2 separate regions of the Homo sapiens genome follow, and region 2 is linked to region 1. Evidence: read pairs that join two places in POLR2A ChIA-PET (ENCODE). Cell type or tissue: MCF 10A. All regions are shown on one strand. Links, peaks and the distances in the headings refer to the core of each region. The heading gives the core; the rest is flanking DNA. Region 1 has its middle 110 kb from the start of MIR4757. Region 2 overlaps LINC01376 (long intergenic non-protein coding RNA 1376).

Region 1 (4,402 bases), core at 206-4,205:
ATTATTATTCTCTTTTCACACATGAGGAAAGTGAATTTTAGAGGTTGGTTTAAACATTTGTAAATGACAGAGGTGGGATTAACATCCAAGTCTCTCTGACTCTATAGCTCAAAATCTTACTATACTTAACTACTGTGTTATATTTAACTTTTGCCTCTTATAAGGTGAAGGACCAGATTCTTCCATTTCTGTCTTCCACTTTCCCATGTAATCTGCTACATTCACTGCAAAGGATGTTTTGGTTATGGTTATTATCAATGTCATGATTAAGGAAAATTATTACTATTGATAAAACCAATGTATATATGTATTGTTTATAGTTTGTAATGTACTTGCATAAACATTATATTACTAAATTTTCCACAACTCTATGATATGGGTATTGTCCCAGTTTTACAGACAGAAAACTGAGACTCAGAGCATTTAAATGACTGGTACAGAAAGTGTCAACCTGCCATATCCAGGCAGACCCTGTACTCACAGTACCTTGATAGTGAGAGCCTCCTTAAATTTTGTGTACAAAATACCTCCCACTTGCCTTACCCTAGGCCTGCCCTGAGGCAGAACCAAAGCTAAGTTCTCTTGTTTATGCAGGTTACATTGGTTTCTATTCAACTTATAAGATATTAATGGTCCTAATCCACTGGAAAAGATTGATTCTGTAAGTCAACAATGAGTGAGGAAGCCCAAATACAAATGCAGCCAGAACGCCAAGATGGTTGACAAGATGAAGCTTCTCCTTGGGCCCATAGACTGGGAGGATATTGGAGACAGTGATTGTGAATCATTTATCTCTGTACTTCCAGCCTAGGCCTTGGACCTGACACTCAGAGGATGCCTGATACTTTTTGAATAATGAATGAGTAAATCAATGAATCCAACAAACAGTGCTTGAGTTTGGAGTTATTCAGTATCTTCTTCCCCTGATGCTTCCTCTTTCGACTTGTTCTCAGTGCTTGGAGAAGGGGGAAGGAAGAGCAGGAAGCCTTGCCAAGCCCCTTGCCAGGGAGGACACAAGCGAAAGAAACTTCAGCAAAAGCTCCCACTCCCAACCTCTCTGGTTGTCATGTCCCTTTGGCCCTTGCTGACTCAGTTCCCTAACCTTCAGATGCCTCCCCTCTGTCCTCTTGGAGGTGGCTGAGGAGAAGTTCTTGCACTCACAGGAGAAGGCCATTCATTCACCTTGACTTTCCTTTCTCAGAGTATTCTCTGGGAAAACTGAGCCCTTTTCATCTGCAATGTAGGAGCTGCCACCCTTTGGAGAATGTCAAGATCCAATTTTACATAAAGGGTTTCTTTTATTTCTTATTTCTATTTAAGGGAGAAAGAGAAGCAAGATTGATCCCAGTTTCTAACACAGATTGAAAATGGAGTTTTGCCAATTTTCTGTGTTTTACACTGCCATGCTCTGCTGGCCAAGGTAGGAGAGAAACAAGCAGCCTGTGTTCCTAGAGCATTTTTCTGAGAGCAGAAAGATGTCAGTTATTTGGATAATTGAGTGTCTGGCTGAAAATTTACCTGTGCCACATCTTTGAATAAAAAGGGTTTTGATTTAAAAATATCAGCAAAACAAACAGGATAACAAAGTAGAAATTTCTTTCTGATTTAATGAAATAACTATTTTTATGAATTATATAAGTAATGTTAATTATGATCCAATTCAATCTGCTTATTTAAACATATTTCATAAAACCCTCTATTAATCAGGAAGCATTTATTAGTCTAGTTTGGGTATACAACTGGCTTTCTTGGCTTTTGTTATCTTTGACAATTCAGATTTGTTACCAGAGATTGTCCACATCAGTGAAGTTTCATGAGCATTTTACCAGGGAAAATGTCTCCTGGAAAGATCCTGACACAGAGTAATTTGTCAGGACCTGCCCTGGCTTGAGAAAGGTGAAGAAGCTGCCTCACTGCTCTGAAAGTACAGGGTAGGTACACTGTGAGCTGTGGAAGGGAATGGAATGTATATGGAAAAGTCTTTTGACAGAGTTCCAAAACAGATGAATCTCCACTTGGTTTTGCAATCTTCAGTAGCATTGAGATCTTTCAGCATGCTGCTTCACGTGATAAAATTTTTAAAAGAGGTGAAGAAATTGGCCTGTGATGCAATAATTCCATCCGTGCCCCAAATATCTTGTAAACAAGGAGAGATTTTGAGTGTAGAGTGACTCTTTTCTTTCAGGAGCTTCCAGGGTAGGGTGGTGCTGAAGGAAAATGTTGACAAAGAACAGGAGTCTGATGAGGGCACTCTTCCTTCCTGCCCAGGGAGTCCTGCCAGCCATTCGTGGGCACCCTGACTCCCCTCACTAAACAAGTCTGGACTCAGAGCTGAGAAGGTATCCAGATGCTCCCTGGCCACAGCATTACTATTGGCTGTAAGTTTAAATTATCTGTCTATTAAGACACCCCTATTCATGGATGAGGGCAACAGAAAGCTAGCAAAACTGGGAAGGTGAGAGAACTCAGGTTTTCTGACACTCAGCTGAAGGAATTTACGTAATTCCCCTCTGCTTTTCATGGCCTGGCCCCAGGTGTTTGTGAAGAAAACATCAGCATATACCACCAATATCAATCATGCATTTTTATGCATCATAAGTAGGAGCTACACCATGATTTACCAAATAACTAGCCTATGAATGCCTTGTGGAGTCTCCTCTTCTCTCATCTCTCTCACTTTCTCCCTCTTCTCTTGTGGCTACCCACATACATACACACACATACACACACACACACACACACACACACACACACACACACACACGTACGTATTATCTGAGCTCCTCTTCAAAATCATCCAGGACCATGCCCACTAAAGTGGTCTCTCCACCCAATGAATTATCAAGCAATCCATATTCTAGAATAATATTTGAGGAGGCTGAGGGGCAGTGTGTGCATGCTTCCTGGCCTTATTCAATCAAGCATTCTGCTCTTGGTTTACTGTTTAATCCACCTTGAGCCTTTAGGTTTCATAAATGAAGTTCGTGAATAATTGCTCGGATAAGAATGGAAGATACGAGGGCTAGTAAGCCTCCTAATTTGTAAGATTGTGTATGCAAACAAAAAGTACCATTCTGGCTTAATGTGGTGTGGAGTATTATTCTCTCCACCAGAGATGTCTTGTTACTCCCAAAAGAATTGGAAGCTCTTAATCGAACACCTCACTACCTTTCTCAATGCCTTGCACTTAGTTGGCATGTGCTTAGTTAAGATATTCTGGTTGATGGGATCATTTCAGTGTACAAATAAGCACACAGCAGTTATGCTTCCCTCTCATCGCCACTTACATCCTCCATCCCACAGCCTTTCAGGAGTCCTGGGTAGTCCCAGGTCAGCCCAGCTAATGGGGGGATTAGGGATAAACCCCATTCTCTCTGTTTCCTCAGCTGCAAACAAATGGGGTTGGGCTTCCAGCCTCTAAGAGTCTTTTCTAGTTTAACCCTATGGGTTTATGCAGCTCTGGACTTTTCAAAGATCATTCAGTGAGTTCCTCAGACAGCAGTCTCATAATTTCATTTTCAAATTTTGAATGAGGATTTAAGATCAAGCTTTTGGAGTCTCATTAGTCCTTATGGTCTCTTGTTACCACCTTGATTATCCAAGCTCTTTTCTGCCACTGAGAAAATGTAAACTCCTGTTCTAGGAGTTATGCTGTGATCTACTAAGAGCTGCTCCCCCTGATCCTTCCTGCCCTGCAACGCTTTCCAGTGATCCACACTGAACTTCCTTCTCCTGGGCCCTGAGATGACGGCCTCATCCCACTCAAGCCCTCAGCCCCTTTCTCTTCTCCTGACCTGCCCTAGGATTGCCCTTATCAGCCCCAAACACCCCAGGCACTGGCTGAGTGGCAAAGACACCTCACTGCCTCCTACACAGCCTTGATGCCCAAGCCCCACAAGACACCACTGGTTCATTTGAAAGTTTTGTTGTTACTGTTTGGTTTTGTTTGTTTGATTGTTATTCATAGGCCACCTTTCCTTCCCTCTTCATACACACCACCTACCTGACCCTTTCTTCCCCAACATGGCCCTTGGGCTCACCCAGATGTTTTTCTGGCTGACAGCTGGAAAGCCAACTGGAGTGTCAGCTAGAACCTGTCAACCCAGCCAAGGAGCCTTATGTTTTCCAAAGGGGAGGAGCCCCTTCCCAGACACACTGCCCTCTTCCCTGCCCCAGGCCATGGGAACACTCCATGGGACCTCAGAGCCATCTGGTCATCTCTTCCAGGACATCACAGTGACAGGCCCCTGCTTCAAAAATATATCTGGGTCACTTTGCACACCCCACACATTCAGGGACCGGCATGTAGTTGTGACCAGTAAGTTATAATGACTCAATGAGTAGCCATTTGGGCCACGCTCCTGCCTCCACACACAAATTCCTCCAACTTCTCATTTTCTCT
Region 2 (4,402 bases), core at 106-4,105, 250 kb before region 1:
TACATTTAATGATTCTTCAAGTTATCTTTTCATGTGGTTGTTGGCTCCTTTATGTATGTTTGAACTTGTCAAAATGTTTAGAATTAACATGTACTACTTTTATATCACATAAACATAATTGGTATCAGTTTTATGGTATAGCAAGAGTAAAGAAGCTTCCTTGTTCTGGTCCCTGAAATCCCCATCTGTGAAATAAGCAGGACAGACTAGCTAATAGTCCCATCTGTGAGTTTTTAATAAAGGAAATATTTCCTGATTCCTATCAGTGTTGTAAAGATAGTACTTGCAGTTTCCTAAATTTTGGAATTATTCTGAAAGGAACAGGCGGGTGGGTAAATTAACAATTTGGTGGTGATTTTTCAGCATACATTCTTTTACTTAGTATTTCTAGCGCTCCAACTTTGTGGTAGGCATTGAACCAGGGGCCCAGAATACAAACATAATGCAGTCTGGATTTTGCCTTGTTAAGTTGCAAGTCTATTTGGGGAGGCAGACTTGTACGTAAATAATTACAATAAGTCTTGAAGTTGATATAGTACATGTGTAAATAAGGTTTATTGGTGCTGCAAAGGAAAGGACATCTGCTTCTAAGTTGCTAAAAATATGAAGATTCATCTAATAGTCAGAAAAGGGTCATAATGGTTTTCCCCCAGACCTTGTTGTTTACAAAATCTGTGACATTTAAACTTAGTGAGAAGAAATTTAATATTCACTAGCAAAGACAAAGCAGAATGTCCATGAGCATTTAACCATTATATTTTCTTTTAAACTAACAAATGGCTAACCTGTTTTCTATTCAATCAAATGGTATTTTAGAAATTGTGGTCTACACAAAGGATGTCTCTTGCTGGGCAGAGTAATATAATACATTCTGTGTGGAGTAGGAAACTTTAATGATATATGCAGTTTTGTTATTAAAACTGAGTTATATATTTTGCTCTGCTCTGGAAAATTGTGACCCAGTATAACATATCTTCACATTGTTTATAACTTGAGGAAAATCAACATTTTGGGTTCCCAGTTCACACAGTAGGAATTACATTTGTTTTGGCCAAATATAATTTATATAACTGCAAGGAACAATAAAACATGAACTCTACAGTGTTTTCTTACCTAAAAATAATATAGACCTTGTAAAATGGAAAAGATTATTATTATAAAGAAGAAGACAGTAACTTAAAAGGCTGAAGCTCATTTTACAACACTTTTTAATGCCTGTGCAAATAGGCAGACACCTGTGTCCCCATTTTTCTTGACCCCAGCCACAGGAGTGAGATTCCACACAGTAATAAATAACCTTGCAAGTAAAACTTTGAAATAGAATTTGCTTGATCAAGCCCAGTCCTTCCATGGTCAAAAGTCATTGTCTATGCGACTTCTTAAAATGATTCAGTACTCTTTATTGCTCTGCCTACAAAGATTTTTTGGAGGTGATAGAAGCATCTGGTCCATCTTATTAATATAAGAACCCCAGTTAGTGCAGTTAGTGAAGGGGCCATTATGGATTTAAGAGTTGAAAATGAAATGAATGAGTGAATAAATGGGTATTTCTCATTAAAGTCAACTAGCCTGTTCAGGAATTGACTCTATTACTTCATTATCAAAATAAAACTATGATCCCATTCTCAAAGATATGTGAGTGATAAAATGAGAAAAATATTCAAATTTGTTTTTATGAGATATATGCAAGAGTCACATTGAATGCATATTATAAACCTGTTGAATGCATTATTATTAAATTGCTGATTGCAAAATCAGTCACACAACCAGAAAAAATGGTAACATTTTGGGGGCAAGTACTTGTTCAAGGAACTAGTCCATTGTATCCTATGTAATCCTCTAAAGTCTAAACAATTCCATGGAGTTGGCAAAATAATCACGATTTTAGATGTGAAGAAGCGAAGGCTCATAAATCTTTTGTGATGTGTTCCAAACCACATGGCCAAGTGAGTAGTAGAGGTGACCCCAGACTATGAGTCTTATGATTCTACATACCATGCTTTTTCTACTGCACCACTTGATAATTTACTGGGTGAAAACTACACGCTAGTATCAGTCGCAGCATAATCAGATGGCTGATGGGTCTAACATTCCTACTAGACAACCCCTATCTACTCTTGCTAGTCTTAATTTTCCTCAGTTCAAAACATTTTCACATACAAATTAGGATTTTTCTTCCTAAGATTTTAAATTTTGCTAATTCCAGTGTAATTTTCAACATGTTATTTTAAACCCTATTATCTATTTTAAAATGGAATTTAAATTGCATTCAATATTATTAGTGTTTGTACTTGTATTACTTTTTCTACAGCAATCCATTTTTAATCCTTATTTAGAGAGACATTCCTAAGGCATCCTAAATGACGCTGACTTGCTTCTCATGAGCAGACATGAGTCTATTTTACTTTTAAAAAGTCTGTAGCTTCTCCAGGCGTTGAATCATCTGGCTTGGGGCCAGACACTAGAGGGTGCTTTAGAAATATTATTTGATGATGAACTCGGATGTTAGCCACTTGCTTTTCAGAATTCATTCCTGTAAATCATGGCTTTGAAAACTTGTCAGTATTTTGCTTTTTCTTTTGTGGATTTCTTCAAAGGGAGAAGGAATGTCTGAAAAGTAAATATTCAACAGTCATAACTACATCCCAAGGAGGGTGGAATAAAAAAATTATAGAAATTTGTAGATACATAAATATTTCTGTGAGATAAAAAGAGAACCCCCTGGATAGCTCACAAAGAGCCTACTGGAACTTTATCAGTCGGCAGAGCTTTGTCAGAAGAAAGTGGGTTTGTGAAGGGACAGGAGAACATGTGTTTCTCCCCATTCCAAACCCTCCTTTTCTGGAAGCTTGCTGTAAACAACCACTCACATTTGTATGAGACATTTTGTTTTTTTTTTTAAGAGGGACTTTTACATATATTACCTTAAGGGATATTTACAACAACCTATGTGGTGAGCATTACTATTTTTATTCTATAGATAAAATAAAACAAAAACAAATGACAGGTTTAGTGACAGTAATTCACTCACATAGATCCAGAAAGCAAATTGGCAGAAAAAGAATTTAATTATAGGACTTTATTCTACAATGTGCAGCAACCCCATCCTTCCCTCATATATGGTTGATGTAACTCTATTTCTCCCTTTTCACCTTCAGATTTTGTCACCAATTGTGTCCTTCTCCCCTTTTTATTCTTTTATTTTCTCTTTAATGTCCTCAAAACTTTAAAAAATAAATAAGTAAAATAAAACACACGAAGAAGAAAAACCAGAGGTCATGAAATATGAAAATTTCATGCTTCCCCTGACCTCAAAAAAATAGCATCACCAGCTACTGGAGCAAAAAAAAAAAAAATTCCTCTGAAGACTTACATTTTGAACTCAGCAGTTCACAATTTTTTAAGGCTTATCTGCTCACATATGCTGTGTTTGAAAGACTGGACATTCATTGCATCCAGCTCTTGTCACTGAAGCAGAGCTCTGAGTGAAGCACAGCTGAGACACAAAGTGTGCTCTCAGATTCCAGAGGAGTCAAAGCTCTCACTGGGAAGATTAGAAAAGGCTTCTTAAAAGAAGGGGAAAGAATTCTTTATTCTAGGCCTTGAATGACAACAGGATTTCAAAAGAACTCTTGAAGCTTTGGAAATAGCAAAGCCCCCAAGTCAATGAAGCTCAGAATATATGCAGAAAACAATGAAAATTTAACTTATTGGAGGCTCGCTTGCCTGAGGAAACCACAGGGAGCAGAGCCTGGCAAGCGAGCTTTAAACTGCTTTAGCGCAGATCTAGCTCAGAGCTTTCTGAGCCAGTAGAAATACCAGCATCATCCACCAACAGCAGCCATGGGTCATATGTGGCTATTGGGCACTTGAAAGGTGACTGGTTTGAATAAAAAACTGAAAGTTTAACTTAATTTTAATATTAATGTAAAAGCCAGATGTGGCTAGGGGCTACCATTTTGGGCAGTGCCAATCAAGAGAGACTTGAATTATAGAGTGACAGGTTATTACAGAATTGTAGATCTACCCACAGGAAGTAGACACTGACTGACTGGGGAGAGGAACTGAGATAATTTGGAGAGGCCAAGGTGAGAAAAGTATAAGATAGATTAATTGGAAGTTGGAATCAAAGAAGATGCCAAGGTTGTGACTGATAAATTTGTGAACTGCTGAGTTTAAAATGCAACTTATGCTCATTTAGCTTGTATGACAGATGTTTGTTCTCCACCAAATTTATGAATTTTTCCAATGTCAAAATGATGTCCATTCTTTCTTCTCTCAGTCAACATCCAGAACCCAGCATCATGCCTTACAGAAATATATGTTGTGCATGTGATATTTTCTTACAAACTCAACCATAGCTCTCTGTTAATGTTATAGTTAAATTAAATATCTAAGATGG

What was found. Peaks named below come from ENCODE experiments on the same cell type or tissue, not always from the same donor. Only the 100,000 strongest peaks of a DNase experiment are listed, where the experiment ranks them.
Region 2: POLR2A ChIA-PET joins it to region 1 with 11 read pairs; 2 of 35 experiments call an interaction of 5 or more read pairs at or near these places.

The regions. Positions count from the first base shown.
Region 1 is chr2:19,233,463-19,237,864 of GRCh38, forward strand. No RefSeq gene overlaps it. Among named protein-coding and RNA genes, the nearest start is that of MIR4757, 110 kb to the right of the region's middle. In MCF 10A, for the core only: no CTCF peak of the experiment used is centred there; a DNase peak (open chromatin) is centred at 2,019.
Region 2 is chr2:18,985,259-18,989,660 of GRCh38, forward strand. It overlaps LINC01376 (long intergenic non-protein coding RNA 1376), which reads right to left. Exons shown (of 4, transcript NR_135287.1): 4 at 1,193-2,610. The region is part of intron 5 of LOC105373456 (a long non-coding RNA gene); the gene reads left to right. Among named protein-coding and RNA genes, the nearest start is that of LINC01376, 40 kb to the right of the region's middle. In MCF 10A, for the core only: no CTCF peak of the experiment used is centred there; a DNase peak (open chromatin) is centred at 2,453.